Linked DNA regions of Mus musculus: region 1 is linked to region 2. The links are chromatin loops, found by intact Hi-C in ENCODE. Cell type or tissue: left cerebral cortex. All regions are shown on one strand. Links, peaks and the distances in the headings refer to the core of each region. The heading gives the core; the rest is flanking DNA.

Region 1 (16,569 bases), core at 3,103-11,102, 120 kb after region 2:
CATAACACACGAGACTGAAACAGTGATGAAAGGCCTCTGCTGAAAGAATTGCAGGCCTAGATGGTTTCACGGTAGAATTCTACTGGATTTCTTGGAAGATCTATAGCTGTTACTTAACTACATTATACAAAAGAGCAGAAATAGAAGGATGCCACGCCCACACCCAAATTCCTTCTGTGAAGCTATATTACTCTAATACTCAAACTAGGAAGAGACACAACCCAAAGGAAAACCTGGAAGAACATGAATTCAAAAACCTTCAATGAAATATTTTCAAACAATACAGGTATAGGACAAGAAGATCAACTTAGATTGATCCCAGAATACAGGGGTGGTCTACATACATGTCAATAAATGTAATAAATAAATGAACTTACAAAATTACATGGTCATCTCAGTAGATACAGAAAAAAGCCTTTGATAAAACCCAACATGTCTTCATGATAAACATCCTAGAGAGTAGTACTAGAATGAACATACCTCAACAAGCTATGTGTACAAAATCATCCTAAGTGTGGGGAAATGGAAAGCAATTTCCTTAAATATCAGCAGCATAAGAGAAGGAAACTAAAGACATCCAGGTATGAAAAGTGAAATCAAAGTGTACTCCCTGTGCACAGATGATATGATGTATGGAAGAGTTCCCAAAAATTCCTCTAGAAACCTTTTAAAAATTTTACCAAATTGTTGGATTGCAATCAACAAAAATCAATAGCCTTACTATATACCAACAACAGAGAAAGAGAGAGAGTGAGAGAGAGAGAGAGAGAGAGAGAGAGAGAGAGAGAGAGAGAAAGAGAGAGCATGCATGGGCACACTCCTATTCACATCTTCAAAGAAAATAAAGTACCTAACAAACCTTGGAGATTGGTGATGGAGATTGGTTCTAACGCTTTGTCTTAATTTGGTTCCCAAATCACACGTATCCAGATACTGAGGGTCCCTGTCTCCAATTGGTATTTGATTGATCAATGAAGAGCCAACAGCCAAAAGCTGGGCAGGATGATAGAGATGAGACTTTTAGGATTCCCAGGCAAGACAGACAGAGGGAGAAGAAGGATTCCACCCTGTAAGGGACGTAGGTGGGACCGTGTGCCATGAAGGAGCCTGCAACATGTAAGAATCCGAGAAAGTGGCCCCAGGGGCTACTCCCCCGATTGGGTCTTGGGCAGCAGAGATAAAAATACAGATTTAGCAAGTATTAATCCAAGAACATCCGAGGGCAGTGTATGTTAGCCGCGGGAAGAATTTGGAAGTGCCCTGCCCTTAAGGTAGTCAAGGCATCTCAAAATATAAATGTGTGTGTGTGTGTGTATGTGTGTGTGTGTGTGTGTGTGTGTTGTTTCATGAATCCAAGCTCTTTGGTGGGAGCAGAGCACATACGACTCATCAGGAACTCAAAGTGGATTAACTATTCACCATTACACAAACCTAACCAAGGAGGCAAAGGACCTTTGTAATGAGAAGCCAACGAAAGAGACTGAGAACACCACCAGAAAAGAAAAAGCTCCCCATGTCTATGCGTTGGTAGAATGAATATTGTGAAAAAGACCACTCTACTAAAAGCCATTTACAGATTCAGTAGAATCCCAATCAGATTTCCCACAGCATTCTTCAAAAATTCGAGGAAATGAAATCCTGAAATTCCTATAGAAGCACAAAAGACCCTAAACAGCCAAAGAAATCCTGAGCAAAAGAACAATGTCAGAAGGATTACCACCCCAGATTTCAAGAGACAGTACAAAACTATAGTAATAAAAGTTATAGTAATGTCACAAAATAAACATAATAAGCCAACGGAACAAAACACAGACATAAGTTCACATAACTACAGACATCTGGCACTTGTCAAGGATAACAAAAACATACACTGGAGAAAAAACAGAATCTTCAAAAAACTTGATATCCACAGACTGAAGAATGAAGTTAAACCCATATATATTACTTTCCACAAAATTTCACTACAAATGAGTCAGAGATCTTGGTATGAAACCTGACATGTGAAACCACTAGAAGTTAACTTAGGTAGATGATGTTGGTGTAGGGAGGGACTTTCTGAATAGAACTCCATTTGCCTAGGAATTCTGGAACCTTTATGATGTGGAGCCTTGCCAGAGGAAGCATCTCACTAATAATTTATAGTCACATTTGATAATTTATAGTCAAATACCACTTCTGGGTCTATATTTCCTGTGTGCAAAAGATGTGACCTTTCAGTTTACCATTTCTACCTGAATAATTTCCCTGTTATTAGGGATACTAGTCCTAAAGTGTAAACCAATTTACACTCTTTTTTTGTTTGTTTTGTTTTGTTGTTGTTGTTGGTTTTTTTTTGTTTTGTTTTTTTTTTTTTTTTTTTGGTTTTTCGAGACAGGGTTTCTCTGTATAGCCTGGCTGTCCTGGAACTCACTCTGTAGACCAGGCTGGCCTCGAACTCAGAAATCCGCCTGCCTCTGCCTCCCAAGTGCTGGGATTAAAGGCGTGTGCCACCATGCCTCTACACTCTTTTTAAGTTGCCTCTAGTCCTGTTTATTTTAGCACACTAATAGAAAATTAATTAATACATTGATTATCCCTCTACACTGAGCATGTAGTCCCTACAATGGCCCATTAGTAGATTCCTGGTTTCCACATGTACCCCAAATTAAATACATATAGTAGAAGATTTGAAATTATAACCCTGTCTTTGGGTTTTACTGCTGTGAACTGACACCATGACCAAGGCAACTCTTAAAAAGAGCAACATTTAATTGAGGCTGGCTTACAGGTTCAGAGGTTCAGTCCATTATCACCAAGGCAGAAGCATGGCAGCATCTGGGCAGGCATGGTATGGGAAGAGCTAAGAGTTCTATATCTTCATCTGAAGGCTGCTAGCAGAATACTGGCTTCCAGGCAGCTAGAACTAGGATATTAAAGCCCACACCTACAGTGACACACCTACTCCAACAAGGCCACACCTCCTAATAATGCCACTCTCTGAGCCACAAATATACAAGCCATTACATTCCACTCCCTGGCCCCAATAGGCTTGTTCAAATGCATGAGTCTATGGGGGCCATACCTAAACATAGCATAATGCAAAGTACATTTAGACCAACTTCCAAAGCCCCCATAGTCCATCACAGCCTCAATAATGTTAAAAGTCCAAAGTTCAAAGTCTCTTCTGACATTCATCCAGTTACTTAACTGTAATCCCCAAAGCAAGACAGGAAACCAGCTGGGCAAACTCCAAATATCTCCATGTCTGATGTCAAAGTGGTCTTCAGATTTCCACTTCTTTTTCATCTATGTAGAACTCAGCCCCCATAGTCTATCACAGCCTCAATAATGTTAAAAGTCCAAAGTTCAAAGTCTCTTCTGACATTCATCCAGTTACTTAACTGTAATCCCCAAAGCAAGACAGGAAACCAGCTGGGCAAACTCCAAATATCTCCATGTCTGATGTCAAAGTGGTCTTCAGATTTCCACTTCTTTTTCATCTATGTAGAACTCAACACACTTCTTTCTCCAGGGCTGGGGTGGTTCCACTCCCTCTTTGCAGCTTTCCTTGGCAGGTATCCCATGGCTCTGGCATCTCAAACATCTTCGGATCTCAAAGGCAACTTCAAATTCACAGCTTCTTGTTCCAATATCTGGGATCTACACACGATCTTGTGGTCTCTTCCAAAGGGCTTGGGTCAAATCTCCAGCTCTCCCCTCTGTAGCATTGTAGGCTCTGGTTGACACCACTCCATTGCTGCTGCTGTTCTTGGTAATCATCCATGGTCTTGGCATCTCTAGTACACTGGTGTCTTCTGCTGCAACTAGGCTTCACCAATAGTCTCTTAAAAGCTCTCTTCACGGTGCCAAGCCTCAAATCCTTTACATGATCTCTTCAGTCCTAGGCCATCAACTATATTCCATGGTCTCTTACAGTGCCAGGCCTCAGCTGCTCTTTATGACCCCTTCATACCTTCAAAACCAGTACCAACTGGGAGACTCTTACACATTACCATGTCCAGCTGCAGCACAAGGTATAAACTTGGTTATATCTGGAACACAGCTTCTTTGTGCTGTCAGAAAAAAATTTCCCAGAAGATTTCACCTCAGTGATGTTGGTTTCTTCTTAGTTACCACTAATTTCTTAGCTCCAGCTACTCGGCATCAATTGTCCCAATCGTCCCTTCTATTCTGGACTCTAATGCCAGAGCTATGTGGGCAAAGCTCCCAAGTTCTGCTGCTTTCTGGGGCTGGACCATAGTCCCTTGTTCTACTACATTATCACCAGCTTTCTGTTTTCCAACTCCTTTACTGCCTAATCTTGTCTGTCCTGGAACTTGCTCTGTAGACTGACTTTGAACTCAGAGATCTGCATGCCTGTCTCCTAAGCACTGGGATTAAAGGTATGTATCACCATGCCTGGACTTAAGCTTTTCTTCACCTAGAACTTGCTGTGTTCTAGGCTGGCCTTGAACTTAGAGATCTGCTTGTCTTTGCCTCCTGGGATTAAAGGGTTGTACTATCATGTCTGGACCTAAATTTAGCTGAGTGGGATCTTGCCCCAAGGTTGCTACTCCCTTAATTCAACTTAATCTCCTCCAACACAGGATTCAGCTTCCTTTCACTTCCTGGTGACATCAGGAGGCAGGGGCAGACAAATCTCTGAGTTCAAAGAGCAAATTTCTACAGAGCAAATTTCAAGCAGCCAGGGCTATACAGAGAAACTCTGGCTTGAACCTCTCCCCCACCACAAAATAGTATCAGTGAACAAAATGGCCTTATCTAGTGTCATAAATGTGACTTGTCTATTTAACTAGAGATACAAACTGTTCACTCAAAAGTTTTTTTATTTATTGAGGATTACATAGAACACATTTTCTAATATTTCAGGACTCACGAGAGCTTACCCCCAGAGAGATACCACATTTGTCATGCACACCAAGCCCCAGCATACTCAAATGTCAACATTCACACCACACGCCTTCAGGCACCTTAACTCCAGTGTCTCAGAATTAAAGTGGATCCCATTCCCTATGTCAAAGGCCATGTCTCTCACCCAACCCCCGTCCACTAACTCCCAGCATCTTTGGGCATCTACTTTGTAACAGAATGTTCTGCAGCTCCATATCTTAGCCATTGCGTTCTAAGCAACCATTTGGGGATAATGAAACAAACATGCTAAAATCTCTTTAGTATGCCTATGAAAAATGTCCTTAGTGTTTAGTGCCTTAAGAAAACTAACTGACTAGTTGTCTAGTTACCTCTCAATGTCAACTTGACACAGTCCAGAGTCATATGATGGTCCAATAAGAAAGTCTCAGTTAAGGAATTGCATAAATCTGATTGGCTTATAGGTATGACTGGAGGGCTGGACTTGATTATTAATTGATTTAGGATAGCCAGGCCCACTATGGGTACCACCATTCCCTGGGCAAGTGATACTGTGCTATGTAAGAAAATAAGGCAAGCATAAGCCTAATGAGTGAGTTAGCAAGCACTATGGTGTCTGCCCTGAGTTCTTCCAGCGTTGGACTGTATGAGAAATTTCTCATAGGCCTCATTTGGTGGTTCAGCTAGGGGGATAGTTGCCAGGCAGGATGACCCTGTCACAGGTTGGGACTGAGGGCTGTTTGACTTGTTCAATAGACACCTCTGTCAGCCATTTGTCCTCAGTTTGCGATCTTACATTCCAATCCTTTTGTTGATGATAAAGGGCAATGTAGTCTTTTCTATAACTACTTCCTGCAGAAATTGGGGCGTTGCTCTGGAATGTGCAGAAAGGCTAGAATGATGGTCACTGGAATGATAGTCAAAGGATGGGGAGAGAGAAATAGGAGGGCCAACCTCACAAACTATCATTTGCTAAACCTTTGATTTTGTTTCATAATTTCCATATGAACCTTTAGAGCTGTTTTGTGTTGGTGTGCTATTAAAAGGTACAAAATGGGAGACTTTGAGGCAACTGAACCCATGTTCTTGGCTCATTGAGGTGAGAGCTGTGTTTTGCATGAACATGCTATTTTGTGGGAACCTGAATCCGTATTCCCAGGCCGCAGTCACTCTTATTTGGCGCAAGGAAAAAACCCTACTTCTTATTCTCCTTGAGATGAGCTCAGTTTTGAGTCCAGCATAACTGTAGCAAATAACCGGGACTGGGGGTTTGAGGGCTATTCCCCAGGACTGGACTGAGTCCTGGGGATGCAAGGCTGAGCACAGAGACACAAGACACACGACACACATAGCCACACATGCACACAAAATGGCAAGCTAAGACGTTTTCTGAAGAAAACGCCCTCTCCAGGAGCACAGAGGAGCACCCTGCCCTCAGCCCGTCGGTCCTGGCACAAGAGGGCAGCAGAGCGCTGAAAACCCGTGAGGACAGCTCTGGCAGCGGTGACAGGGAGCGGTAGCCTAGCGGATGGGGCGGCGGAATTCACAGCTTTCAAGTTGGGACTGGCGATGACTCGGGCGTCCTTCCAGCGTTCCTCTGCTACTCAAATAAGCGGGCCAGGGCCCAGCGCCGCGCGGATCCTCTGAAGCCAGGTCGCGCTGGCTGAGAGCCCGACTCTCAGAGTGGCTGGGACCCGAAGGAGAGGGCAGTCCGTGCGAAATCTGAAAGTGCGCTTGCGCAACCCTCAGCCAACCCAGAGCTTACTTCCGGCTTTCCCCTGAAAGTCGTCCGTCCACGGGTTCCTTTTTTTCCCCTCTTCTTTGCTCGTTTCCCTCCGACGGGTACAAGCAGAAGGACAGTTTCCGCTTCCGGCGTCGTGCTTGCGGGCTGGAGCGGTTGCTGCCGTGAGTCCGAGTGCTTTCGCGAGCCCCGTCGGCTTCCCGGTTCGGTCGGTCCTCGACCTCCCGACAGGCTGCTCCCAGGCTGCGTCTGGGCTGGAAGGCAAGTTTCTCGGCCGCCGGAGAGGTGCTCCCGGGAGTGTGGAGGGCGTGGGTTCGTGCAGTGCTGGATGGGGAGCGGGTCACTCGAGCAGGGAGGGCTCCTGCCCAGCTCGGCTGCGTGTTCTTCTCCCAGCAAAAATAGATCACCGGGAGGGGAAAATGTGCTTCCTCCAGGAGCTGAGAGGCGAGTCTGCTCAGCACTGTTCGGATGTCTTAAACTTGTATGTTTGTTTTCGTTTTAAGTTAAAAGGACACTTCAGCCTAAGCTACCTAGAATAGTAGGCACTAGTCACGTGCGACTAAGTTTAAAATTAATTTAAACTTAAGATAGTTTTCAGTTTCCGAAGGTACGCTTGAAATTCTCTGTAACCACGTGTAGTTCACAAGGCTTCTGTACTGAGAACAGCAGGTAGGATGTATTTCTGTCATTACAAAAAATGAGCACTGTCGAAATGGCTTCAACATAAAACATAAGAAGGATAGTGTTGGTGCTGCTAACTCTTATACTTTATGGCGTAAGAAAGGGACGTGAATTTGAAGATACTGGCTAAACATTTTCTACCTCCATTCAATGAACAAATACATCAGCACTTAAGTAAATTAAATTACTGCCCTCCTGTGTTACCCTGATTATAATTGATTACCACCACCGTCCTCCCTGTTCCGTGTAGGTAAGACTTATTTGTAGTAGATAAATAGCCACCATGGAGACCAAGGACCACAAGAAACATAGGAAGAAGCACAGTGGGCCTAAAGCTGAGAAGAAAAAGAAACGGCACCTGCAAGACCTACAGCTTGGAGATGAAGAGGATGCCCGGAAGAGAAACCCCAAAGCTTTCGCAGTGCAGTCAGCTGTGCGGATGGCGAGGTCCTTTCACAGGTGTGTTTACCTGGGGTTAGTGGGTCTTCCCTTAAGTACTGGGAGCCTCTCCCAGATGGCATTTGCCTTGTGAGTCTTAACTCAGGTCTGAAGGACGTAGGCATGCCATAGTAGGCATGCCGTATGGCTTTTCCTAAAATGTCAGAGCTCTGTCAAAGAAACATTTTCCCTCTAACACCTGCCCTTTGCCTTTCCCCACTTTTTTCTTTGTTTTCTTTCTTTCTGTCCTTCTTTCTTTCTTGTCCAAGAAGAAGAATTTACACAATTTAGATCACACACAAAAAAATCTCCTAAACTTTGCATATCTCCATGGCAGTTAAAGTGTTGGTGGTTCCCCCCCAATACTTTTAATGTAAAATACTAAAATAACTGTATTTAGGGAGATAATAATATATAGCCAGCAGTTTTCTTTAAATGTTACCTAATTGAATTCTTTCAACAGCATTAAGAAGTTAGGAATTATTCTCATCTGTGGATAAGAAAACAGATTCAGAGCACAAGTTCAATAGCCAGTTGATAGAACATTTACCCTGTCTCCTACACCTGACTTGTTTTATAACATCTCGTCACTATGGTTCCCCTTAATTCTCTTAAACATTAAAGCCAAGTCAGTGTCATGATGTGTTTGATTATTAACTTTATTTTTTAGTCATCTGTTTTATCTTTACTGAAGAATAACTTTTGGGTGAGGAGGGGGTTAGAAGTTAACCGGTTAAAATAAAGTTAATTGGATCCATGTATTATCTGGTCTCTATACCATCTGGACTTTTAAAAGATCTTTTGTGTTTTGGAAGTAAACTTTGTTTTGTTTTATTTTTGTAAACACATAGGACTCAGGACTTAAAGACGAAAAAGCATCACATTCCAGTGGTTGACAGAACTCCACTGGAGCCCCCACCAATAGTGGTAGTGGTGATGGGACCTCCAAAAGTTGGAAAGAGCACTTTGATACGATGCCTGATTCGGAATTTTACCAGACAGAAATTGAGTGAGATCAGAGGCCCTGTGACAATTGTGTCAGGTAGGGAGTGCCTCCATAGACTGCTGTGCCAAGGGATTGCTGTTTGGTCAAACAGAATATATAACACCGATGTTGTTACATCCGATTACCACATGGTTGCTTTTACTGACTTGCCTGTAACTCAGAAGGTAACTTCTCAGACATACAATGCTGATGTGCACCTCCTCAGTCTGACTGCTTGGTCTGCTTTGCCAAGTGTGCTTCGTGGAAAGGCCTAGGACTGGGTCTTGTTACTGTGAGCCCATTCATTTAACAATAAGTGAGCTCCCATATACCCCACACATCACTTTCCTTCTCAAAGCTACTCTGCGATAATTTGTGCACTTTTGTTTGTTTTTGTATTTGAAGCAGGGTCTCTCTATGTAGCTCTGGTTCTCCTGGAACTTGGTATATAGACCAGGCTGACCTCCAGTCTGGCTCCAGAGTGCTGGGATTAGATTTTGGGTGCTTCAGTGAGAGAAGATGAAGTAAATTCTCCAAATGGTAATGTTAGGAACTGAAGTGCCTTGTTAAAGAAGTGATGGAGTAGGACATTTCTTTATCTTTGGGACATCCTTGATCACTGTGTTTATAGTAATAGTACAGGAGCATATGCCTGTCCCGTGGACATGCTGCTAGGTTAGGTTTGATGGTTTTAGCTGTATTGAGAGTGTAGAGATTTTGATGGAGATAAAGAGAGTGGCCTGTAGCTCAGCAGGATCATGGGCATTAGTTATAAACTGTCTAGAGTTGTACTGTAAAGGTATGTGGTATTTTACAGTTAAAAACAAGAACATTATAAAGTTAATGGATAGGGTATTCTCAAGTTTTTTTAAAATGTAAAAGTTTCATCCTTGTACTTACAGGTAAAAAGCGCAGACTTACAATTATTGAGTGTGGGTGTGACATCAATGTAATGATTGATCTAGCTAAAGTAGCAGATCTGGTAAGTCAATAGGGTGACCTGGGTTCCCAATGGAGAGTGTGACAATGTGATGGGTTATTTATCTCATTTGCAAGGAAATACTTGTGATTATTCAGGAAAGATAGGATAGAAGTGGTTGAAATTATGGCAACCATTGATACTGTCAAAAAAATGGAATGTGCATGAACACATTCTCAAACCTAAAGAAATGCATAGGGTGAGAAAATATTGGACAATATTAGTATATGATACACACATGCACACATATGTACAAGACAGGATTATATCGATACATACATACACATATACATGTATAAGACAAGATTGTCAGTGCACACATGCACGCACACATATACTTGCTTGCACAATGCCTGCCATTTCTTGAATGCTTCCTAGATACTATGCTAACGGCTTTCTGTCAATTTAGTTCACATAACCACTAATGTGCTCCTTCAGGTATTATGTGCACTTTACGTATAATGAAATTGAGGCTCCTAACAGTTAAGGTCATTGTTTTGGGATGAACCCTTCCTATTTCTTTCTTGTTTTGTTTTGAGACATGATTTCGCTGTAGTCCTAGCTGTCCTGGAACTACTCTGTAGACCAGGCTGTTCTCAAACGCAGAGATCCACCTGCCTCTGCCTCCTGAGTGCTGGGATTAAGACAGGTGCTAGGATTGAGCGGGAATCGCCATTCCCTTTTCTTTTTGAGCATAAGTTTTCGTTTTGTAGGATCTTCGTTGTCTCACTGTTTGAATGCTTCCCACGTTTGTATACAGAATTGGGTGGTTTTTATCCTCCATTATCCCGTAACTCCCCCTCTCCTACTGAAATCCTCCCAACGAGACCCCTTTGATGCCTTTTTGAGTTTTTGTTTTGTTTTATTTTGTTTTGTTTTTTAAGACAGGGCATCTCTGTATGGCCCTGACTGTCCTGAAGCTCATTATGTAGACTAAACTGGTCTCAAACTCAGGGATCCACCTGCCTCTGCCTCCTGAGTGCCGGAGCAAAGGTGTCTGCCACCCACCTTAGCTGATGACTTTATAGCTACTTAGTTAAGGATTTATTTGACTCACTGTGCTTAATTATGACTGCTTATGTGAGTCAGGTTCTTTACTGGAACCCTGGCTCCTCTTCCCAGCATCCAGTAACTTCCCATAGTACATGAAGGAATGCTGATGGTCTCAGTCTTGTCCAGGTCACAGTGAGTTTTTGAGTACACTCTTCCCCAACTTGTGGCTTTTTATCCTTTCACCCTGTCTTCTGCAGTACTCCTGAGCTGTGGAGAAGGAGGTACAGTAACACTGATGTCCTGTTTAGGGCATGCATTCTACAGTTGTTTGACCAGCCATGAATTATTAACTGCCACCACTTGCAAAAAGGATCTCTGAAAAAGGATAAGAGTCAGACTAATCAATTTTCTTGTTTGTTTGTTTGTTTGTATTTTGTTTTGTTTCATTTTTGATTCCTGACACAGGGTCTAACTGTGAGCCCTGAGTGCTGGCCTATAACCTGTTATATATACCAGGCTAACCCCAAACTCAGAATACTCCATGTCTCTGTCTCCCATAAATATAACTACTTAGAGGGCAGTCTGACACTGTGTCCTTTTAACAAAACACCAGCAGTAGATTCTCCTCGAGAGCCTGTGACCTCTCCAGCCACAGGCTCTCAACCAGGTTTACAGTGCTAGGCCTGAGTTCTATAGAACTGGCCTCAGATCCAGTCAAACAGCAGTTGATTACCCGCACAGTGGCCATCTGAGTGTGAACATGACTTGCCTGGCAGGCCAACATGGTAGCTGGGGTCACAGCTGGGAAGATGGTTGGTGATTTCCCCACGTCTCTCTGGCAACTGTACATTCCATAGGATTCCCAGTCTTACTGGTTATGCTATGGTCAGGGTTTAGCAATAGAAAACCTATACAGTACTAATTACAGGAAACACACAGAGCCTGAGGGGCTTTTGAACTGGTGGTTTTCACTACTTTTTTTTTTTTTAAAGCTGACCCTTAAGGATAACAGAACTGTGTGTTTGTGTGTGTGTTTAAGATTATTTTATTTTATTTTATTTTATGTATATGAATGGTTTGCTTGCATGTGACTCTGTGCACCCTTTGCACATCTGGTGCCTGCAGAGGTGACAAGAGGGTGTTGCATCCCCTAGAACTGGAGTTACAGATGTTTGTGAACTGCCATGTGGGTGCTGGGAATTGAACCTGGGTCTTCTGTAAAAACAAATGCTCTAACTGTTCAGCCATCTCTCTCTGACCACATCAACCTATACTGATTTTTAAATATATATATATTTAAATTTGGGAGTTACTCAAGTGTTACTCTTAGTACAATGTAGAATAAGCCTTGTGTTTTTAAAATGACTGAAATACTAATAATTTTGTAAATTTGAGGATATGAATGTTAATGGAGATATCTTTTGTGACATTCTTTTGAATATTTAAGAAAACAAGTGAGTGGCTTGATGTGACCATGGGCCATAATTTGCTGACTCTTGGTCTGGGGGGAAGTATTTTCATGGCTTCATTGAGAAATTGTGTTCTGTTTTTAGGTGCTAATGCTTATAGATGCCAGCTTTGGGTTTGAGATGGAGACATTTGAGTTTCTAAACATCTGTCAAGTACATGGCTTTCCTAAAATTATGGGAGTTCTCACCCATTTGGACTCCTTCAAGCATAACAAGCAACTTAAGAAGACAAAGAAGCGTTTAAAGCACAGATTCTGGACAGAAGTCTACCCGGTAGGAGGAAAATTATTATTGGATCCTATCAGTTTTAGTCCTTTAAAGTAGCCAGAGTGAAGAGCTATTCATAACAGCTCTAGGGTGTTCCTGTATGCATGTGTTTGTAGCCCTTGGCCTGTTCCCTCCACATGGTCTTTGTCAGGTCCTCTTGGTGTATCGAGTTTGCTTCTGTGCATACACATGAGACAGTGCACTCTGTTGGTCATGGTTTGATGCAGTGCTTCAGAAGTCTCTGCTAGCTAAGGACCAGGACCTACCACTTCTCCTTTTTGTACCGCTGTGGCCTGTTGGTCACAAAATCCTTTCTCTGCTCAGGAATCTCCGTGCCTTCTCCACATATGCCAGTGCTTAATTGAGAGGAGTTTGCTTTGTGAGGCCTTCACGTGACACATGCTGAAGAAGGCAGCCAGCTTTGAAAACACCAAACAGTAACTTCCATTGACCTTGCTTTCTATGCTATTGACATAGGTTTAATTGACATTCATTCTTTCTTTTTTTCTGTTTAGGGCGCCAAGCTATTCTACCTTTCTGGAATGGTGCATGGAGAGTATCAGAACCAAGAGATTCACAACCTGGGCCGGTTTATTACAGTTATGAAGTTTAGGCCTCTCACATGGCAGACTTCTCATCCTTACATCTTGGCAGACAGGTAAAATACTAGTGTGAATTTCTTTCTTCCTGGTCTGTTTCTTTTTAACTCAAATTTTAAGATTTAAGAAAGGTCAGTGATAGTACCTATTGCCTGCATCACCGGAAGGTGCGATGCTTTGGAGTGGATAATTATGGAATGTTTGCAGTGTTTGGAGTACAGATCAATGCATAGAGGGCTGAGTTCCAACATTGTCCTTTTGTTTTCTTTTTCCTCATCTTTATTGTTTTGTTTGGCTTTTTTTTTTTTTTTTTTTGAGACCGGGTTTCTCTGTGTGGCCCTGGCTGTCCTTGAACTTGCTCTATAGACCAGGCTGACCTTGAACTCAGGGACCCGCCTGCCTCTGCCTCCTGCCTCCTGCATCTGCCTCTGCCTCTGCCTCGGGATTAAAGGCATTGTCACTGCTATCTGACTTTTTTTTTTCCTTAACAACACAAAAAATGCAGATAATAGAAAAAGGAAAGATTTTGGGGCATCTGCGATGGTGTCCTTGTGCCCAGGGCTCTAGTCACCCAGCACCTGTTTTGTGTTTTTCTTCAAGCTTTCTTACCCCATAGTACCATTCTTTAGAGGAATCCAAGCTCACCAAAGGCCTCAGCCAGCAGACCAATCTTAACTTTCCAGTAAAGAATGTTTCTGAGCCTGTGCTCTGCTTTTCCCTGACCCAGTGAGGGTGTCTGTCGTCTCCCTTAGAAGTGCCTTGTGGAGTGCATCGCGTATCTGCGGAGCCCGGTGGAAGCAGTCATGCTTGGCTGCCTGTCCTGTGGTGCAGCCCTTGCTTCCTTGTTTCTGGGTTTTGTAGTTTTCTGAATGATGTGTTTAAGGAGCGAGGCTTGGTTTTGTGGTGTTTGAGATCAAGCTCTGGGTTTGATCTTGCTGCCCAGTGTTGAACCACTGAGAGCACAGGCTCTCAGTCTGTGAACAGGAGTTGTCAACACATGAAGAGAAGTATACGTACTTTTTATGTTCTTTCCTGCCATGTGACTGTATTTTATTTCCTAGGATGGAAGACTTGACAAATCCTGAGGCTATCCGCACAAACGTCAAGTGTGACCGAAAGGTGTCTCTTTATGGTTATTTACGAGGGGCCTACCTGAAAAATAACAGCCAGATCCACATGCCAGGTATCGTCTGCTCTAAAGCACTTGATGTTTGTCACCCTCTTGTCACACTGAGCAAGGCAGAGCCGTATTCTGGAATTTTTAAAGATAACCCAGCTATGCATCATCTGCCAAGTGCTGATTGAGTGCAGTTATCTAGCTAGCAAGGCCCACTGCTTAGTGCCTTTTCTGTGTCCTGCCTCGTGCCTTCAAACACGGGAATGTTTTTCCAGTAGTCGATACCGGTTTGTTTTCTGAATGTTTGACTTGTTGCCAAGTTGCTTCCTGGGTTCTGTCTTCCAGGCGTGGGGGATTTTGTCGCCAGTGATGTCAGTTTTCTCCCAGACCCCTGCGCTCTTCCGGAACAGCAGAAGAAGCGCTGTTTGAATGAGAAGGAGAAACTGGTTTACGCGCCTCTCTCTGGGGTTGGGGGTGTGCTGTACGACAAAGATGCTGTCTATGTCGACCTAGGTGGCAGCCATGGCTTCCAGGCAGCGGTAAGAAGTGCTCTCTTCTGAATTATTCTCCACGAATCTTTTCCTATCAAATAGCGTGTTCATATTCTTACTGAAGCTTTTTTCTTTTAATTGAAGTTTATAATAAAACAACTGATTATAAAAGTGTTTTCTTTCCATTGAACCAAGAGAAAATACAAATACTATCCTTCATACTCTTCAGATTTGAAGTGCTCAGTTGTTGGCACGACTGCCAGCACGATGCCTGTCCGCGCTCGTCTTCCTAGAAGACTGCAGTGCTTTCTAGGTCTACAGTGCTCCTTTAGTCAGTCAGTCAGTCTGTCTATCTCTTTTATAACCCTGGGTGGGGTGGTATGTACGAATGAGTGTGTTTGTCTGTGTAAGTAATTGGTGATGTTTTTATTAAAAATCAAAATTAAATCACATTCCCTCTTCCCTTTTCCTCCAACTCCTTCAATTCCCTCTTCCCTAAATATCTGGCCTCTTTTTCTTTGATTATTATTGTTGCTTATAAATATATTCTTGTGTGTAAATACACATATATAAGTATAACTGAGTCCATTTGATGGTATTTGCGTGTATTTGAGTTTCGGGCTAACCACATTGTATGGGATAATTACTTAGGGGACTCATCTCTGGGTAAGACTAACTCTTTCTCCCTCAGCAGGCATCAGTTGCTTGTAGTTCTTTGTCTGCTGATGGGACGTGAGGTTCCCCCACCACATTAGCATGTCTATTGGTGGTATCCTTGTGCAGTCTTGATTAGGCAGCCATATTGTTGAGGTTTCAGGGCTGTAGCTTCCCTGTCATTTCTAGGAAACAGTCTTATCCACAGAACTCCAGGGACTTGGGTTCTTAGAAATCTTTCTGCACCCTCTTAGATGTTCTGTGAACCTTAGGTCAGGAGTTGTAGTGTAGATATGTCTGTTAGGACTGGGCTCTCAACCAATCTGTTGATCTGTTGAACTGGCATTGTGGGCAGTTTATAGCTTTCTATAATGGTCTCTATTTGGTATAAAGAGAGGTTCCTTTGATGGGGTGTGATAGCTACCCTTGTCTGTGGGGATAAGGATATGTTTTAGAATGCACTTGATAGTCTTGCTGGTGTAGTGAAGTGGTAGTAGTAAGTCCTCTAAAATCTATGACTTATTAGCCCCTAGTTGGTTAGCTTGCCACTGCCAGGCATGGTTTCCCTCCAATTGATCAGGCCTTAAGTCCAGTTAGGCAGCTGTAGGTTATTGGCCAGATATACGTTTTGGAATTACACTTTTAGGAACATCTTGCTACATTCGTCATTGTTGTGCTTCATTGGCATCACAGCTGGGCAGGACTATTCGTTGCTTCCTTCTCTTGGCTTGCTTAGTATTTTCTGGTGCTATGAAAGCTAGGCCTTAGGAAGGAGCTTTCAGGTTGGATCCAGTTTGAATCCTCTGACTTCTGTGCCCTAAGTATGCAGTATCTTTGGCAATAGGGACCTTCAACCTCAGAGAAGCAACCAAGGGCAACAGCAATGGCCTATATTGTAGGAGTCACTTGGACTCCCCTGACCAACCACTCAGGTGGAAATGTCTCATCCTGGGTATTGGGGTTTTGTTAGATAGCCTGTGGCTCTTGTGGAGAACAGTGTCACACTAAGTGGCATACTTCACTTAAGATCTTTAATCGGGTGCGTGTGTGTGTGTGTGTGTGTGTGTGTGTGTGTGAGAGAGAGATACATGTACATGTACTTGTATGTGTTATGAACAATTTAGGTAGATATAAAATAGTGACTTCTTGAGGCTTTACTAAGCATCCTTTGTTAATTATCCTCCTTTCCTGTTGAACGTCCCTAGGTTAGAGCCACATGTGTTTTTAAGACATTTGAGATAGGGGCTGGTGAGATGGCTCAGTGGGTAAGAGCACCCGACTGCTCT
Region 2 (16,569 bases), core at 5,320-13,319:
TATTGACTTTCTCAGTTTAATATGGAATGAAGAGTGAGTCTTAAGTATTTCAGAGTTGGAGAAGTGGAGGCAGAAAGGCAACTGAAAAGCTTTTTGAGAAGAGGCCAAATCTGAGTCACATCCACCAAGAGACGTGTATTATACTGGTTGCCGATCTGCTCCTAGATTTCTTTTAAGCACTCCCATACTGCTGGAGAGATGGCTCAGCGGTTAAGAGCACTGGCTGCTCTTCCAGAGGTCTTGAGTTCAATTCCTAGCATCTACATGGTGGCTCACAATCATCTGTAATGGGGATCTGATGTCCTCTTCTGTCATGCAACCATACATGAAAATAGAGCACTCATATAAATAAGCAAACAAAAAGTAAATAAATGAAAGAGTTCGTCTTACAGTTTTTGTTGGCTGTTGCTCAAAGGTCTTATAACACACCTGGCCCTGCTGATTCCTGGCCGACATCAGATGAGGAGGACTATAACTTTGACAACAAGGTAAAATGCAGTTTTGTGGAAGTAATGTTTTGCTGAGTGTTTGCTCTGAAAATTTAGTGATGATCTATCATTGTTTTATGAGGAATATTGATCGGAGAAACATTTTTTTAGAACAATGACTTGTTAAATAATTTTTTTATTTTGATGAATATCAAAGACTGATTGTTCCTTCAGAAGGTGGAGGCTGGGAATGGGAAAGTGAGTGAGCTGGAAAAGAAATCTCCATCAAGAAAAACGTCCTACAGTACACAAAACAGGAGATTGGATCAAGAATTACTTTAATAAATATGCCTTGTTATGACTTGTAAATTATATGTCTGACTATTATACCCAAATTAAATCTCTGATGGGCCCAGTTAGTACAGTAAACCATTGACTCTCCATGGTGACTTAGTTTCAAGAGTGTCAACACACAGCATGCAGTTTCTCTTCATCTTTTTCCTTGGACTCCTCTTAGTCTTTAGGTGAACTTTTCTCTACTCCTATCCTTGATCTGCATGTAAATTACCATACCATCAGAAGCTGTAGAAATATGCAAATTTAATTTATGCAAGTTTATTGCAGTCCATGCCCCATGTCATTCCCTCAGGACTGTTACATCTGTAGACCCGAAGAGTGGATGCTCTGTCCTGAACAAAGTCTCTTGAATTCCTAGGACTGTGGCTCACTTTATATTCCTTGTATAGTAAACTCAAGTGTGCCTTACATTGAGGAAATGTCACATATAAAATCATAAAGTCTATTGAATTCTTAAAAACATGCTCACCTTGTGATGTTTAGATGTAAACTTGCATGACACTGAGGAAATAATCATGTTAAAAAGACAAAAATAACAAAAAGCAAAAACAGAGAAGTGTCGTGAAAGGAGGGCGATGCAGCTCATAACTGCTGTCTGAAACTGTGGCGTTGGATCATGATGAGACTAAAATATCTTTGCCTTATTGCATTAGTTAATATATTTTTGAATCTGTATATTATCCATAGAATTCTAATTAGCAAATCATCTCCAAGTAGGAAATTAATGGAGCATTGCGTTTCCCAGTGTCATCTTTATCTAGTAGTGATGTTACATCTCTCAGGTGATGGTAGCTAAACGTGACTGAGCGCTATGTACTTACAGTACAGAATTAACTTTTCATTACAGTAATGTCTTTAAAATGTAACTACAAATCATTATTAGGGTTGTACTGTGAGTCAAGGTTCTCATGTTATGCTGGCTGGTTTTATTTTGACTTGATACAAGCTAGGATTGTCTGAGAGGAAGGAACCTCAATTGAGAAAATGCCTCCATATGATCAGGCTCTAGGGCATTTTCTTAATCATGGGGGTGGTCCAGCTCATTGTAGGTGGGGCCATCCCTGGGTTGGTAGTCCTGGGTCCTATAAGAAAGCAGGCTGAGCAAGCCATGGGGAGCAAGCCAGTAAGCAGCACCCTCCATGGCCTCTGCATCAGCTCCAGCCTCCAGGTTCCTGCCCTGCTTGGGTTCCTGTCCTGACTTGGTAAACAGTGATGTAGACCCTTTCCTCCCAAGTCTCTTTGGTCATGGTGTTACATCGCAGTAGTAGTAACCCTAACTAGGCCGGGCTTTCCTCCTTTCTTCTTCATTTAAAACTCATTCATACGTTCCCTGCCTCCGTACGCGGACATGTGACAGCTGTCTGCGGTGTCTTCTATCGGTGCCCTTTTCTCCATGGTTGGCATGTTTAGCCATGCTTCTCTTCAGTCCCTGCGTGTGGCTTTGCCGCACAAGATTTATTCTTTTTCCCTCCTCTTGGTTAGAAAGAGCTAAATGTGTATAATAATTTGCATGTTACTTTTGGCACACAGGGTAGAATCACTTACACTGTTTGGATTTTAAACCATGAACTACAGAAAGTAAGCCCTCATAGCTTCTCCTTTAGATGCAGTCATGCAAATATAGGTCACGATGATACATTCAAAGTATTTTCAATTTCTTTAAATGCTAGTGTTTTCAGAAGTACTCTAAATTGTGAATACATTTTTGTTCTAGGTTATTTCATTTAAATCATACACTAAAGGATATCATAAAATTTGTGTAATAATTAGGTGTAAGGAGAGTAAAATTTTGATAGTCCTATCCCATAATCCTCGTGTAGTTGGAGTATGTAGACTAGTAAATGGCACAATTAATATTTGAATCTACCTTAAGGATTCAGAAACATACTCTTGCTGTTAGATCAGATGGTAAGAGTGAATACTATATTTACTTTATTATCATGTTATTTTCAAAATTATTTTTGTTTTTCTAGAATGTCCCCAAAATTAATTTGACAGAGTTGTGGACAGCTGCTCAGCAGTCTAGGAAAAACCGTAAGTCATTTAAATTTAAAGATGGCCTTTTCTTGTGCTGGTCATTCATTTAAAAGTAAGTATTTCCATGTGTTCTTTTTTTTTTTTTTTTTCATAATAGAAACAAAATGTGGCTTTGAGGAGCTAGACAATGGAGCCCGGTTTGATGACAGTGATTCCCCTAGTGAAAGTGAAGATGCCATTGAGGTTGAGCCTGCGCCATCAGTCAGAGTCCAGACCCTCTCCCCATCCCGTCAGTCACCTGACCCTGTGGTGAGCACATTCTTTTATCTTTAAAAGTCGGGCATGCCTGTTGATTGTTTTGGGGGCTCCTTTCTCTTTCCCTGAAAATACTGGTCAAATTTCTCTCTTTGCTGCATGTTGTGTAGGCCAGAGGTGTCCGATGCCCTGGAACTGGAATTGCATGTGAATCTGAGCTTCTGTGGGTGTACTGAGAATTACAGTTGTGTCCTCTGAAGACAGCAAGTGCCCCTAACTGCCGAGCCGTCTTCCAGCCCCATGTTGTCCTCTGAATACATTCTTCATGTCTGCCTTCCTGGTCCTTTGTCTACCTCAGACAGAGGGCATGGACCTTTCGCTTACTCACTGCAGCCTGTCTTACTCATTTTCACCAAACAGTGAATAGCAAGCACCCTGTGAGCTGCAGGGTGAGTGAAGTTTCTGTTTTCTCCCCGATAGGAAGGAGCAACCGAGCTAGCAATTGAAGGAGAAGAAAACGGTACTGATGTTATTGAGAGCGCTTCACAGGAGCAACCAAATCATGACAATTTAACCCGTGCTGATGGTTGGCACAAAAGTAATAAAAGTGGTGAGTTAGTGACTACTTCCAAACATTTCCATGCTTACTGTTAAAAAGCACTGAAGGGTTGAGCACCAAAGCCAGCATCTGTTTCTTCTAACTACTCTTCCTTTTGCTCTTCTTTTTTTTTAATTTATTTATTTTATTTATATGAGCACACTGTAGCTGTCTTCAGCCACACCAGAAGAGAACATTGGATCCCATTATAGATGGTTGCGAGCCACCATGTGGTTGCTGGGAATTGAACTCAGGACCTCTGGATAGAACAGCCAGTGCTCTTAACCGCTGAGCCATCTCTCCAGCCCTCTCTTGCTCTTCCTTGCTATACCAATTCCGTGTGAAGCTGCTTAACCACCAAAAGCTGTCATCTTTATTCTAACTTTGTGGATATAGATAAACACACATGAGTTTAAAATTCAGGACTACGTGTTTTAATGAATATGTATGCAACTGTGTTTTATAGAAATGATGTCTGCATTAGGATTAGGAGAAGACGAAGATGAACACTCGCCTTGGGATTCTGAGGTACGGACAATGCATAACTGCAGCTACTCACGTTCTCACCTGCACGTGCCTTTGAGGGGCTGTTTCCTCGCATCTTCAATCCATAAATAATACTTCTAAACCAAGGACTGCTCGAACCCCAACCCTGCTCATCTGTATGCTTCAGTCAGAGATGTAGAAGGCAGAGGAACCACTTTGGATTAAATTTAAGTGCAAATTAAAAAGTCCGTCAACCTGTGACCTGAAAGATTCTGTGATAGATGTGGGTGTGTGCACGTCCAATGGGATTCTGAGGGAAAGGGTAAACTGAGTTTTTACCCTTGAGACCTGAAACAGGTGGGACTTGGGGTGTCATTCAACCTCGGTTGTAAAGTATAAAACCACAAGGGAGAAAGAAAAGAATCAGTGTAACTTTGTAGCTGTAGTGATTTTGGTTAAATTTGTTTTAACCTAATTCTGCTGTAATAGATTTAAATTGTCTTCAGACGTGAAGTGCGTTTAGTACCAGTGTACTGTCCGTCTGTCCATAACGACCCATTTTAATGACACCACCATAGAAAGAGTTGGGGGCGGCTTGGAAGTGCAGCAGCCGTGCATACTGGAACTTCACAGTCAAAAGACATGGCCATCCTTGGTTCTGACATTTAATATTTATAGAATTTGGAGGAAGTTAACCTATTTGAGTGTCAGAGACTGTGTTTGCCATAAAGACATGAGACGAACCAATGAGGTGAGAAGATAACACATCCTGTGAGGAGTGACATTCCTCCACTCATGTGGCAGCACCCATATGGCAGCACAATCCTACTGCTCCTTGAAATGAACCAAAGAGACGTAGTGTCAAGGAAAGGATGGAAAGGTGCAGGGCCACTCAGATCTTCATTCTGGAAGTCTCAAGAAATTACCCATTGAGGTAACCCGGAAGATACAGCGATTCTGTGCATGAGGTCTTTCCCAAGAGGCCTTAAATGCTTTGCCCTGAGTAAACTGTGACTGAGTTACCGCTATAGCTGAAGCAGCTAGACACTCGGTATGACAAGTGGAGGAGGCTCAGTGTTAGTGTAGCGATAGAACAGAAGACCACACAGCTGTCAGTCAGTCTCACTGCATCAGCTAAAGGAAACAGGAGGGAGTCTGGGTTTCAGGTGGAGTTGAGGTGGCATTATTAGGGCTCTGTCTGAGGATGACATTCAAACTCCCAACTAAAGGAGGAGAGCAGCAGCCAGCCCATGGGAGTTGAGAACATTCCAAGAAATGGTGAACCGAGTTTGTTTATCACTTTGCTCTAAATGTCCAAAGACAAAGCATGAAGTTGAATATTCATTTATATATGTATAGTCTATACAAAATAATTCCTTGGCGCATTGTAAACACTTAGGCATTTTTATGTTCTCTCTTGTTCAAGCTTACTACATATTTTGGAAGTTCTTTTTGATTGGAAGGGATCACATTCTGCCTTTGATGTTTGTGGGCTTTTATTTATACAAACAGAAAACAGGTTCTTTATCGTTCTAGTCAACCAATTTTTGCTGGCTGTAAAAGTTTCACACAAAATTACTTAGATTTTTCCAAGCCTTGGTTTTACCTAAATATAGCAACTTTTTTAAATTGGATATCTTATTTGTTTGCATTTCAAATGTTCTCCCCTTTCCCATTTTCTCCTCTGCAAACCCCCTATCCCATCTCCCTTACCCTGCTTCTGTGTAGGTGCTCCCTCACCCATCTACCCACTCCTGCCTCACCACGCTAGCATTCCTCTACACTGGGGCATCAAGGCTTCACAGGACCAAGGGCCTCCCCTCCAATTGATGCCAGATAAGCCCCCTTCAGCCTCTTCAGTCCTTCCTCTAATTCCTCTATTGGGGTCCCTGTGCTCAGTCCGATGGCTTAAAGCAAGCATCCACATCTGTATTGGTCAGGCACTGGCAGAACCTTTCTGGAGACAGCTGTATCAGGCTCCTGTCAGCAAGTACTTCTTGGTATCGGCAATAGTGTCAGGGTTTGGTGTCTACATGTGGGATGGATCCCCAGGTGGGACAGTCTCTGGATAGCCCTTCCTTTAGGAGCAATTCTTGGTTAAAATTTTGAAGATGGGTGGGTGGCCCCATCCCTCAACCAGGGGGGCATGCCTAACCTCTGGATTTGGTCTCAACAGGTTCTCCCTCCCCTTCGTTAGGTATTTCAGATAATATCATCCCAGTGGGGTCCTGTGAGGCTCTGGCTTTCCTGGCATCTGGGACTTTCTGGTTGCTACTCTCAGTTCCCCATCCCCCATTGCTATACACCTCTGTTCAATTTCATGACCCTCTGTATCTCCTCTATCTCCTCCCATACCTGATTCTGCCCCTCTTCCCCTCCTCCACTTTTCCTCCTAAGTCCCTCCCACCCTCTATTTCCCTTGACTATATTGTTCACCCTTCTAAGTAGGACTGAAGCATCCACTCTTTGGTCTTCCTTCCTCTTAAGCTTCATGTGGTCCAGTCCATGTGTTGTATTGTGGGTATTCCACCCTCTTTGCCTAATACCCACATACCATGTGTGTTTTTTTGTGACTGAGTTACCTCACTCAGGATGATAGTTTCTAGATCCATCCATTTGCCTGCTAATTTCATGAAGTCATTATTTTTAATAGCTGAGTAGTTCTCCATTGTGTAAATATACCACATTTTCTGTATCCATTCCTCTGTTGAGGGACATCTGGGTTCTTTCCAGCTTCTGGCTGTTATAAATATGGCTGCTATGAACATAGTGGAGCATGTATCCTTATTGCATCTTGGAGCATCTTGTGAGTATATGCCCAAGATCTTCCGGTAGTACTATGTCCAGTTTTGTGAGGAACCGCCAGACTGATTTCCAGAGTGGTTGTACCAGCTTGCATTCTCACCAGCAATGGAGGAGTGTTCCTCTTTCACCAGATCCTTGCCAGCATCTGCTGTCACCTGAACCATTCTGACTGGTGTGAGGTAGAATCTCAGGGTTGTTTTGATTTGCATTTCCCTGATGACTACAGATGTTGAACATTTCTTTAGGTGCTTCTCAGTCATTCAAATTTCCTCAGTTGAGAATTCTTTGTTTAGCTCTGTTCCCCATTTTTTGATAAGGTTGCTTGATTCTCTGGAGTCTGACTTCTTCAGTTCTTTGTATACTCCAACTTGTTTCTTGGGACCATTTGCTTGGAAAATTGTTTTCCAGCCTTTTACTCTGAGGTAGTGCCTGTCTTTGACACTGAGATGTGTTTCCTGTATGCAGCAAAATGCTGGGTTCTGTTTATGTATTCAGTCTGTTAGTCTATGTCTTTTTATTAGGGAATTGAGTCCATTGATGTTAAGAGATATTAAGGAATAGTGATTGTTGCTCCCTGTTATTATTGATGTTATTTTTATGTTTGTGTGGTTATCTTCTTTTGGGTTTGTTAAAAGGAAATTACTTTCTTGCTTTTTCTAGGGTGTAATTTCCCTCCTTGTGTTGGCATTTTCCATCTATTATCCTTTGTCGGGTTGGATTTGTGAAGAGATAATTGTGTAAATTTGGTTTTATCATGGAATATCTTGGTTTCTCCACCTATGGTAATTGAGAATTTTGCTGCTTATAGTAGTCTGGGCTGGCATTTGTGTTCTCTTAGGGTCTATATAACATCTGCCCAGGGTCTTCTGGCTTTCATAGTCTCTGGTGAGAAGTCTGGTGTAATTCTGATAGGCCTGCCTTTATATGTTACTTGACCTTTTCCCCTTACCGCTTTTAATATTCTTTCTTTGTTTTGTGCATTTCGTGTTTTGACTATTATGTGCAGGAGGAATTTCTTTCTGGTCCAGTCTATTTGGAGTTCTGAAGGTTTCTTGAATGTTTATGGGCATATCTTTCTTTAGGTTAGGGAAGTTTTTTTCTATAATTTTGTTGAAAATATTTGCTGGCCCTTTAAGTTGAAAATCCCAATTCTCATCTACTCCTATTATCCGTAGGTTTGTGTCCTGGGTTTCCTGGATGTTTTGGGTTGGCTTTTTTGTTTTGCATTTTCTTTGACTGTTGTGTCAATGTTTTCTATGGTATCTTCTGCACCTGAGATTTTCTCTTCTATCTCTTGTATTCTTTTGGTGGGTGATGCTTGCATCTTTGACTCCTGATCTCTTTCCTAGGTTTTCTATCTCCAGGGTTGTCTCCCTTTGTGATTTCTTTATTATTTCTATTTCCATTTTTAGATCCTGGATGGTTTTGTTCAATTCCTTCACCTGTTTGGTTGTGTTTTCCTGTAAAAAAAGGGATTTTTGTATTTTTCTCTTTAAAGGCTTCTATCTGTTTACATGTGTTCTCCTGTATTTCTTTAAGGGAGTTATTTATGTCCTTCTTAAAGTCCTCTATCATCATGAGATGTGATTTTAAATCAGAGTCTTGCTTTTCTGGTGTGTTGGGGTATCTAGGGCTTGCTGTGGTGGGAGAACTGGGTTCTGATGATGCCAAGTAGCCTTATTTCTGTTGCTTATGTTCTTGCCCTTGCCTTTTGCCATCTGGTTATCTGTGGTGTTAGCTGGTCTTGCTGTCTCTGACTGTGGCTTGTCCCTCCTGTAAGCCTGTGTGTCAGCAATCTTGGGTGACCAGCTCTCTCTGGGCAGAATTCAGGTATGGAGAGCTGTGGCACAGGGTCAGCTCCAGGACAGAAATGGAAACCGGAAGCATCCTGTCCCCGGCTGTTCCTTGGTTCCTGTGTCCTGGGGGCTCCAGGTGAATCCCTCTTGGGCAAGGTATTTGAGCAGAAGTGGTGGTTTTACCTGTGCTCTCAGGTGTGTCAGCACTCCTGGGAGACCAGCTCTCTCCCAGCAGGATTTGGGTACAGAGAGCTGAGGCATAGGGTCAGCTCTGGCCGCAGATGGAAACCTGAAGCTAGCAACGTCTACAGTGCCTTCTGTGTAATCCTTGTGACACGCTCTGACGTTTCTTACTTTATACATTTCTGTCATTGGACATATTTGAAGGGTTTCATGCTGTATTGAAGCAGGTGAACTTACAAGAATTTCTTAAGATACCTGTTTTTTTAGTCATCTTCTTACATTGCATGAAGAATGAGGAGCAGTGCTAAGTGTTCTAAGCTTCGCTGCTTGCCGAAGCATGAAAACACGTTAATTCTTTATGAATACCCTCCTCTGACCTTCCACGCTTGCCTTCATAGCTGGTAACCAGATGAAGAGTGAAGGTGGGTTTAATCTAGAGGAAACACATGCAGTCTTCTTTATTGACATGTTTCTTTTCAGTATAGACTTCTTATTTTTCTAGCAGTGTTTAAACAAGAAACTGAAGCATCATCTTAGAAAATGATTAAGAAATCTCTGTGTAACTCGTTTTGATCTCTGCTCCAACAGAGTATCTCCGAGAGTGTGTCACTGAAAGACGTAGGTCACTTCTCTGGGACTGCAGATCAAACGGGAAAAAGGAGAGCACATGGACAGATAGAAGGTAAGAATGGCTTCATAGTTTGTGCATAGCAGCAAAGCATCTTCAGGAGGATGGTGGGAGGAGCCATAGAGAAGAAGAAACCCTAGATCCTATCAGGTCTGCCAGCCGTTATGATCTGAGTTTGATTTTCTAATTAATTTTCCCTCTATTACCTTACAAAACATATCCATGTGACATACAAGTATAATAGGAATATTATCCCTAAAGTCAAAGAAATAAAAAACAGAGCATGGCCTTAAAAAGTAAAGGCTGCAGTAAAGGAAATGAGCATTTTAAAAATATTTATTTTATGTATGAGTGCTCTATCTGCATGTACACCTGCACACCAGAAGAGGGCATCAGGTACCAGTGAAGATGGTTGTGAGCCACCATGTGGTTGATTGGAATTGAACTCAGGACCTCTGGAAGTGCTCTTCTTAGCTACTGAGCCAACTCTCCAGCCTGGAAATGGGCATTTTTAACAATATTTAAGTATATCTATATCACACTCTGAGCAGCTACACTGTATTCTCCTCTTGTACCAGAGTCATTCATACTCTGCCAACTGCTTTGAAGTTCATAGTATTTTAAATGATTTATTTTTATTCTTTATTTTTTTTCTGGCCAGTTTGAATCCAGTTTGAATCCTCTATCAGTTTCTGGATGACAGCTATTCTAATAGGGTGAAGTGGTATCTCAATGTAGTTTTAATTTGTGTTTCCAAGATGACCAGGAATATTCAAGACTTTTAAAAATAGTTCTTGACCATTTGTGTTTCTTCTTTTGAAAGCTGTCCATTTCATTAGCCCGTTGGTCGTTTTGTAGTTTTGCTTCTTTGGTATGCAACTTCTGCATTTCTTTGTAAATTCTCAATATTAGCCCCCTGTTTGAACAGTTGGTAAAGTAGCCTTCATATGTATCATAACAGTATACTCTCAGAGAAAGAAATTAAAAATAAAAAACACTTACAATAGCTTAGAGGAGTTAAGTGTGCATGGAATATACCTAACTAAAAAAGGAGAGACCCTTCTAGTGGGAATGTCAGGACCCTGAGAAGGGAATCCAGGCAGATGCTGTGGATGGAAGAGCTTCCGCGCTCCTAGACTGGCAGAATGGCTATTGTGACCATGGTGCCATGTTGGATCAACAGACTGGGTTTTGACCTTGGGAATCTTTAATTTTATGTGCATTGAAGTTTTGACTTCATGTGAGGATGTGAGATCCCTGGAACTAGAGTTAGAGACAGTTGTGAGCTGCCGTGTGGGTGCTGGGAATTGAACCCAGGCCTTCTGGAAGAACAGCCAGTACTTTAAACTGCTGAGCCCTCTCTCCAGCCCTGACATGAGGAATTCTTAATAACCTTTCATTATAGCTACCTTACACCCAGCACATGCTTGAAGGTTTACCTTTTCAAAACTCTTCAGGACAATCTTTAGCCTTCCAATTGCTTATCACCTGTTTTCCTTTTCAAAAAATCCTTTCCTTTAGGCCTCCTAGTTTACCACACAAAGCCTTTTCATATTCAAAAGCGTTTCTTTTTCCTTTAACAGTTAACCCAAAACAAATTTTCTAACCTTTACATCCCCTCTTCTTTCTGACTGTTCTTTCAGTCTTACTGTTTTTACATAATTAGAAAACATTTCTAGTTATATTCTAAGTGAAACCCAAGAAGTTGTATAGGAGACATAGGATCCGTGAATATTGTGTTTTGAATATGTGGCAGTTATAAATACAGACTGGTCATGCTTCTAGTTAGAAAGTTCAAAAGAAAGGGGAAATAGGGATTATAATTCAGAATTATAATACAGAGGAAGGAAGGTACTGGAATAATCAGTAGAAAACATGTAAGATGAAAGCCATGCATGTGAAGGTCTGGAGGTCACTAGAAGAGAAGAGTAACTTTTGTGGAAAGGAGGGAAGCAGCCGGGCGCTGTGGGAGCTGACCCGGGGTGGGGGTGGGGATGCTAAGGAACTCAGGCTAGACTCTTGCTGCTTCGAGGTGTTACTGGAATTTGGAAACAGAGTTAGAATTTGATTTACTCACAGATGTCATCTGAACAACTAACAGGCACCTGAGACTCTCATTAATATGTTACTTAGATTATATTATTATTGTTATTGTTGTGTTGCTGTCTTTTGAGATAACTGATTTTTTTTTTTTAAGAAGTTGTTGTTTCATGAAAATCTATTAAAGACTAACATAGTTAACAGCTAAACCAAACTGATTTTAAAGCAAAGCATTATGGTTCATTTCTTAAGTATTTTAAATAAATATTAAACCAATCTTGAAATAAAAGTGTATTAATATCTCTGGTTCTAGTATCTGATGACTCAGTCTAAAACATGTGCGTTATTTCTTAGATGTGACTTATATACCTTCTTGCATGAGTGGATCAAGAAGCTTTAAAATGGCTAAACTAGAGGAGTCAAGAAATGTAGGCCTTCCGGTAGCCCACATGGGTATGGAAAAAAATGGTATTTTTATTAACTATTATTCTACAAGTATATGTCTAAATCTAATTGATTTTTAAAATCTTCTCTGGCAGGAAATGAATTGTGCATTCCACTGAACTTTCTTATCTTTCTGCTTTGCAAATTATAGGGCAAACTGAAAACCATGATGAATGCTTGTAGTATAATGTGAAAAACCATTCTGGGGTGCTGCATTAAAGACACGCTTTTACCATCGTCTCTGCAGTGGATCTTCACAGTCATGACTTGTCGCTCTAACTAACGATCATGTTTCTGTCTGTTCATCAGCATGCTCACTTTGGTGAAAACACATGTTTCTGTTTTAGTCACGGTCACTGGACACGCCTCGCTTTGAGTCCTAACTGCATGTTTTGTCAAACTTACTCTCTTGTTTTTCATTGAATAGATTTCTGATACATGGGTGGCCTTAGCAGAGGGGGATAGCAGAACTGATCATTTTCAAATGTGTCATGAGGGTTCAGTGCCATAGTAACTGCATAAATCGATGGTTGGCTTACCATATTTATATATAATAAATTATACATTTTCCTTTTGCTTTTCAGAGGCCCCCAGGAAATATGCAATCATGGAGGTATAGTAATGTTTTTCATGAGTTTTTACTACATGTTATATGGAGTACACATTTGTTAAATATTGTTTTCAAATCCATCCAGCCTACCATCGAAAGGAGGGCTCCTGTTCTGAACAAAACGGAGACAGTGGGAATGACGGATGCACAGACTTTCAAGTCAGGTAAATTGTGGGGTACTCTAGGGGAAGGCGCGTTGCACATTGGAAATGCTCGGTCTTATGGTTCCTAAACATTTTTTACTCCCTATTTTATTAGAAAGATTTGAAGTAAATAAAACAGCATTGTTATTGGTACCTGTCATTGGTAGGTACCACACTGTCTCCTTTGGAAGCCAGGAGTTACCCGAATTGTTTAGGGGCTTCAACTAAGTCAGTCTCTGGATTTGTGGATTCGACATAGGAAAGAATGTTCAGACTAGCCAGGATGAAACAAAGTTGAGGTTTTTGCTAAAAGTAGAGAGGAAGACACTCAAATGAATAAAAGCCCATCTGAACATGCGTATGACGTTTCATTGAGCTGTGGCTCCTAAGCAGAGGAGCTAAGAGAGACATGTGGGAAAGAGGATATGCCCACGAGTGGGTGTGAGCTTCTAAGGAGGACCTGACTGAGTGTGGGATCATTAGCCATATCGCTTTGGTGGCTCTCAAGTTACATCTCAAAGGGTTGTTTAGAAACTTTGATTTTTTTTCTTATATTTTCCTCTTGTTTTGATAAATGAGATTATAAATTGACTCTGGGTCCCTTGAATGAAAAATTCAAAATTCAAAAATTCCCGTGGAACCTACATTAAATAGAATATGAGTATCTTATAAGACTTACTAGAGCAATATATCTTTATACCATCTTTAAAGCAGTTAATTCAAACTTCCACTAATATCTGCCTATAGGAAGCAGATGGTTTTTAATTGTTAAGCTCTCTGCCTAGAGCAGCCATCCTGTTATAGCATCTATCTGTTGTGCTCTCTACCTAGAGCCACAGACATTTATCAATTAACACCTGTTCTTAGCAGGCGATTACCACTGCTCTCTCTACTTGGAGTCAGTGACTAATATTCCCTATCTGGTTCCGAACTGCAAGCGAAAATGCTCTGATAAGGTAAACGAGGGCCATGCAAGGGGGTTATATCTTTTAGTGTAAATAGGACTTCTGGTGAGACCTCTACCAGGTTTACAGCTGAGAAGACAGAAGTCTCTAAAGCTGTGGTTCCCAACCTTCCTAATGCTTTAATACAGTTCTTTAACACAGCCCTTTAATACAGTTTTTAGGTTGTAGTGACCCCAACCATAAAATTCTTTCATTGCTACTGTTATGAATCGTACTGTAACTGTCTGATATGCAGGATGTCTGAGATGCAGCTCCCATGAATAGGTCATTCAGCCCCCAAAGGGGTTGTGACCTACAGGTTGAGGAGCATGACTCCAAAGCAAGTGGTACCTAGGCTTGCCTCTGCTGCTCAGCTGGCTGGCCATGTAACCACATACTGTAGTGGCTTCTTTCTTTTCTCGTGTCCCCATAATTGTCAGTGTCTGTCACTCTTCTGGACTGGGTGGGGCTACAAAGCCCACCCCCACAGTGACACACTTCCTTCAACAAGGCCACACCCCCTAACAGAACCACTCCCTAAGGGCAAAGCATATTCAAACCACCACAATGTCAAAAGACTAGAGGACTTTAGTGGAGAAATGGTTCTTACAGTTTCATCATATTTTCCCTTTTATCTCAAAAAAGCTTAACTCTGGCCACTCTGCTTAGAAAAGAAAAAAGAAACAAATATTTGTTGTGTTTGTATTTCCTGTCTCCTGTTTATCCACTCTTTGATTTTATGTGGAACAAGACTCATTCTGTTTTTACATGGGAGACAGGAAATCACTTTGGAAATCATTTATTCTTAAATTTGTGATGTTTATCCTTGTCTTAAAAGGGGAACTCTGAAAATACTTGGTGTGCATCAAACAAGTAGTACTAATAGATGAAAAGAGGATAAATAATTGAACATCTCTGAATGAATAGGAAAAGGGATAGGTGACATAGAGTTCCACAGACCACCCCAGTCGGGTATGGGGGTCCCTGGAATGAGAGTCTTTGAAGCTAGGTGGGTAAGGATCCAGCAGTGACAAACAGAAACAAACACAGAGGCAGTTTGAATCTGAGTGTATTCTGCAGCTCTCAAGCAGGGGATTTTATACATTTTTTAAAAAACAAACATTATATCTCTTAGAAACTATATCCAGTGAAACAATCACAAATACCAACAAAAATCACTTGGCACAATAAAGCACAAAAATCATCCAAGCATTACAACTCTGAAACTATGTAGTCAGTGAATCACAAACAGAACAGGTAACATCATTATAAATCATCAAAATATAACAATTCTAAAAGGATGTATTCAGTGGGGGCTATCATCCAAGGCTAGTGGCATATTTCCAGGAGCAGGTTAATAAATCTTTAACAGTCAGTGTTCTTAATTGCTGAACTAACTCTCCAGCCCTGTGGTCAATTATTATTTAACATCTAGTGCCTGCTTTTTTAAAATAAATCTTCAATGCATAAATTTAAATTATTTTAATTCTTTCTAATTAAGGCTTTCTTTACCATATACTAAAACCTACCTCTGATGACACACATGTAGACATATGAAATTTTATTGTTGGGAAGTTTTCATCTATCATCATAGTTTTGTAAATGATTTAGAAAGTAAAGCGTTGGTTTCCCTGGGGATAAGGTCATGTTAGTGACCCCATCTCTAAGGATGGTTTCTTACCCATTATTCTCACTTAAGATCTTGGCCTAGGTTCCCAGGAACATGTAAATAAGAAAAGGAATAAGAGAAAACAAAACAGATAGACTGCCCTGAGAACTACGGCTCAATATTTTTTCTCCGGCAAAGAGTTCCACAACCGGTTCCAGGAGGCCTCCCCATTTTGAGGTCAATCGCCTCAGTCTGTGGAACTTGTCACGCAGATCCTACGGGAGGTGGCGTGGCAGTAGAGTAACCCATGGTGTCGAGCTTGTGAGGCAGAGGAGGATATGGGGCTTCTTCAAGGAAAACTTTGTGCACATTATATTTGTATCGTTTATGTCCTAAGAAGTGAAAACGTTATACTCAGATATTTCAGATTGTAATCCTGATTTGACCTTGTCTAAGACTCATCAAAGATTGTGTTAACGTGATAATAAAAATGAGTTCATAGCATAGTCAGGGTCAAAAACTCAGGTGCCATGCACAGAACTTGCAAAGCTGTCCCCAGGAGGACATGGGATGATGAATATTGAATGTATCTTTTCCATTAGAAAATTATATTCTGCATGGCTTGTGTGACTCATAGAAGACAGAAAACAGAACAAAGAACTTTCAACTCTAGAATACTTCTGCCTATCTTTATAATACTGGAGATATCATTTTCACATATTTTGTTAGCATTGTAAATGAATGAATTCCTTCAACATAGGAAGATGTGAGGCCAAACTACAAAGTGAGCACAGCTAACGAATTGGGTAGTTTCTTTTTGCATGATACTTGATACTTTTTGCAATGAAAAGACTAGTATTTCAGAACTCAAATTTGTACATTTCTTTGTTAAATGAAATTTTGTTCTATCCTAGGCCCAGATAATGCCGTGTCCTAAATTTTTCTAGAAACAGTCCCTCTGTCCCCTTTATTCTGCTGCTGTCCTCTACTGATTCATTGACTTCAGTTCCCCTGGCCCTCACACTTAGCACCCACTGCTCCCACCACCCTAGGGCACTTGGCACTCTGCCACCAGTGCAGATGGGATCATAAAGCACCCTAATGTTAGGGCCACACAGTTACCTGCAAAACCTCACAGGCCGACTTCTGCCCAGCTCTCAATCTTTAACTCTTCCTTCTGTTTCTCTCTCATGATTCTGACATTACTACATTGCTGGTAATGTCCTTTTCTTACCGTCCCGTTTGGCACCGCTCTTACACTGCTGC

The links. A loop is a pair of places that touch in the nucleus more often than their neighbours do. Peaks named below come from ENCODE experiments on the same cell type or tissue, not always from the same donor. Only the 100,000 strongest peaks of a DNase experiment are listed, where the experiment ranks them.
Region 1: a loop joins it to region 2, with 2.2 times the contacts of the local background. A loop is called at or near these places in 2 of 42 quality-filtered maps.

Annotation. Positions count from the first base shown.
Region 1 is chr6:118,409,590-118,426,158 of GRCm38, reverse strand. Bms1 (BMS1, ribosome biogenesis factor) reads left to right here and starts at 6,742. Exons shown (of 23, transcript NM_194339.1): 1 at 6,742-6,871; 2 at 7,542-7,750; 3 at 8,581-8,771; 4 at 9,617-9,696; 5 at 12,240-12,428; 6 at 12,938-13,080; 7 at 14,083-14,204; 8 at 14,484-14,677. The coding sequence starts at 7,575. In left cerebral cortex, for the core only: a CTCF peak has its summit at 6,315 (motif pointing right); DNase peaks (open chromatin) are centred at 6,383 and 6,616; H3K4me3 peaks cover 1,788 bases; H3K27ac peaks cover 1,586 bases.
Region 2 is chr6:118,535,888-118,552,456 of GRCm38, reverse strand. Ankrd26 (ankyrin repeat domain 26) reads left to right here. Exons shown (of 34, transcript NM_001081112.2): 7 at 416-488; 8 at 2,759-2,819; 9 at 2,920-3,071; 10 at 3,498-3,627; 11 at 4,082-4,143; 12 at 9,474-9,567; 13 at 11,908-12,006; 14 at 12,582-12,610; 15 at 12,693-12,771. Among named protein-coding and RNA genes, the nearest start is that of Ankrd26, 18 kb to the left of the region's middle. In left cerebral cortex, for the core only: a CTCF peak has its summit at 9,880 (motif pointing right); no DNase peak of the experiment used is centred there.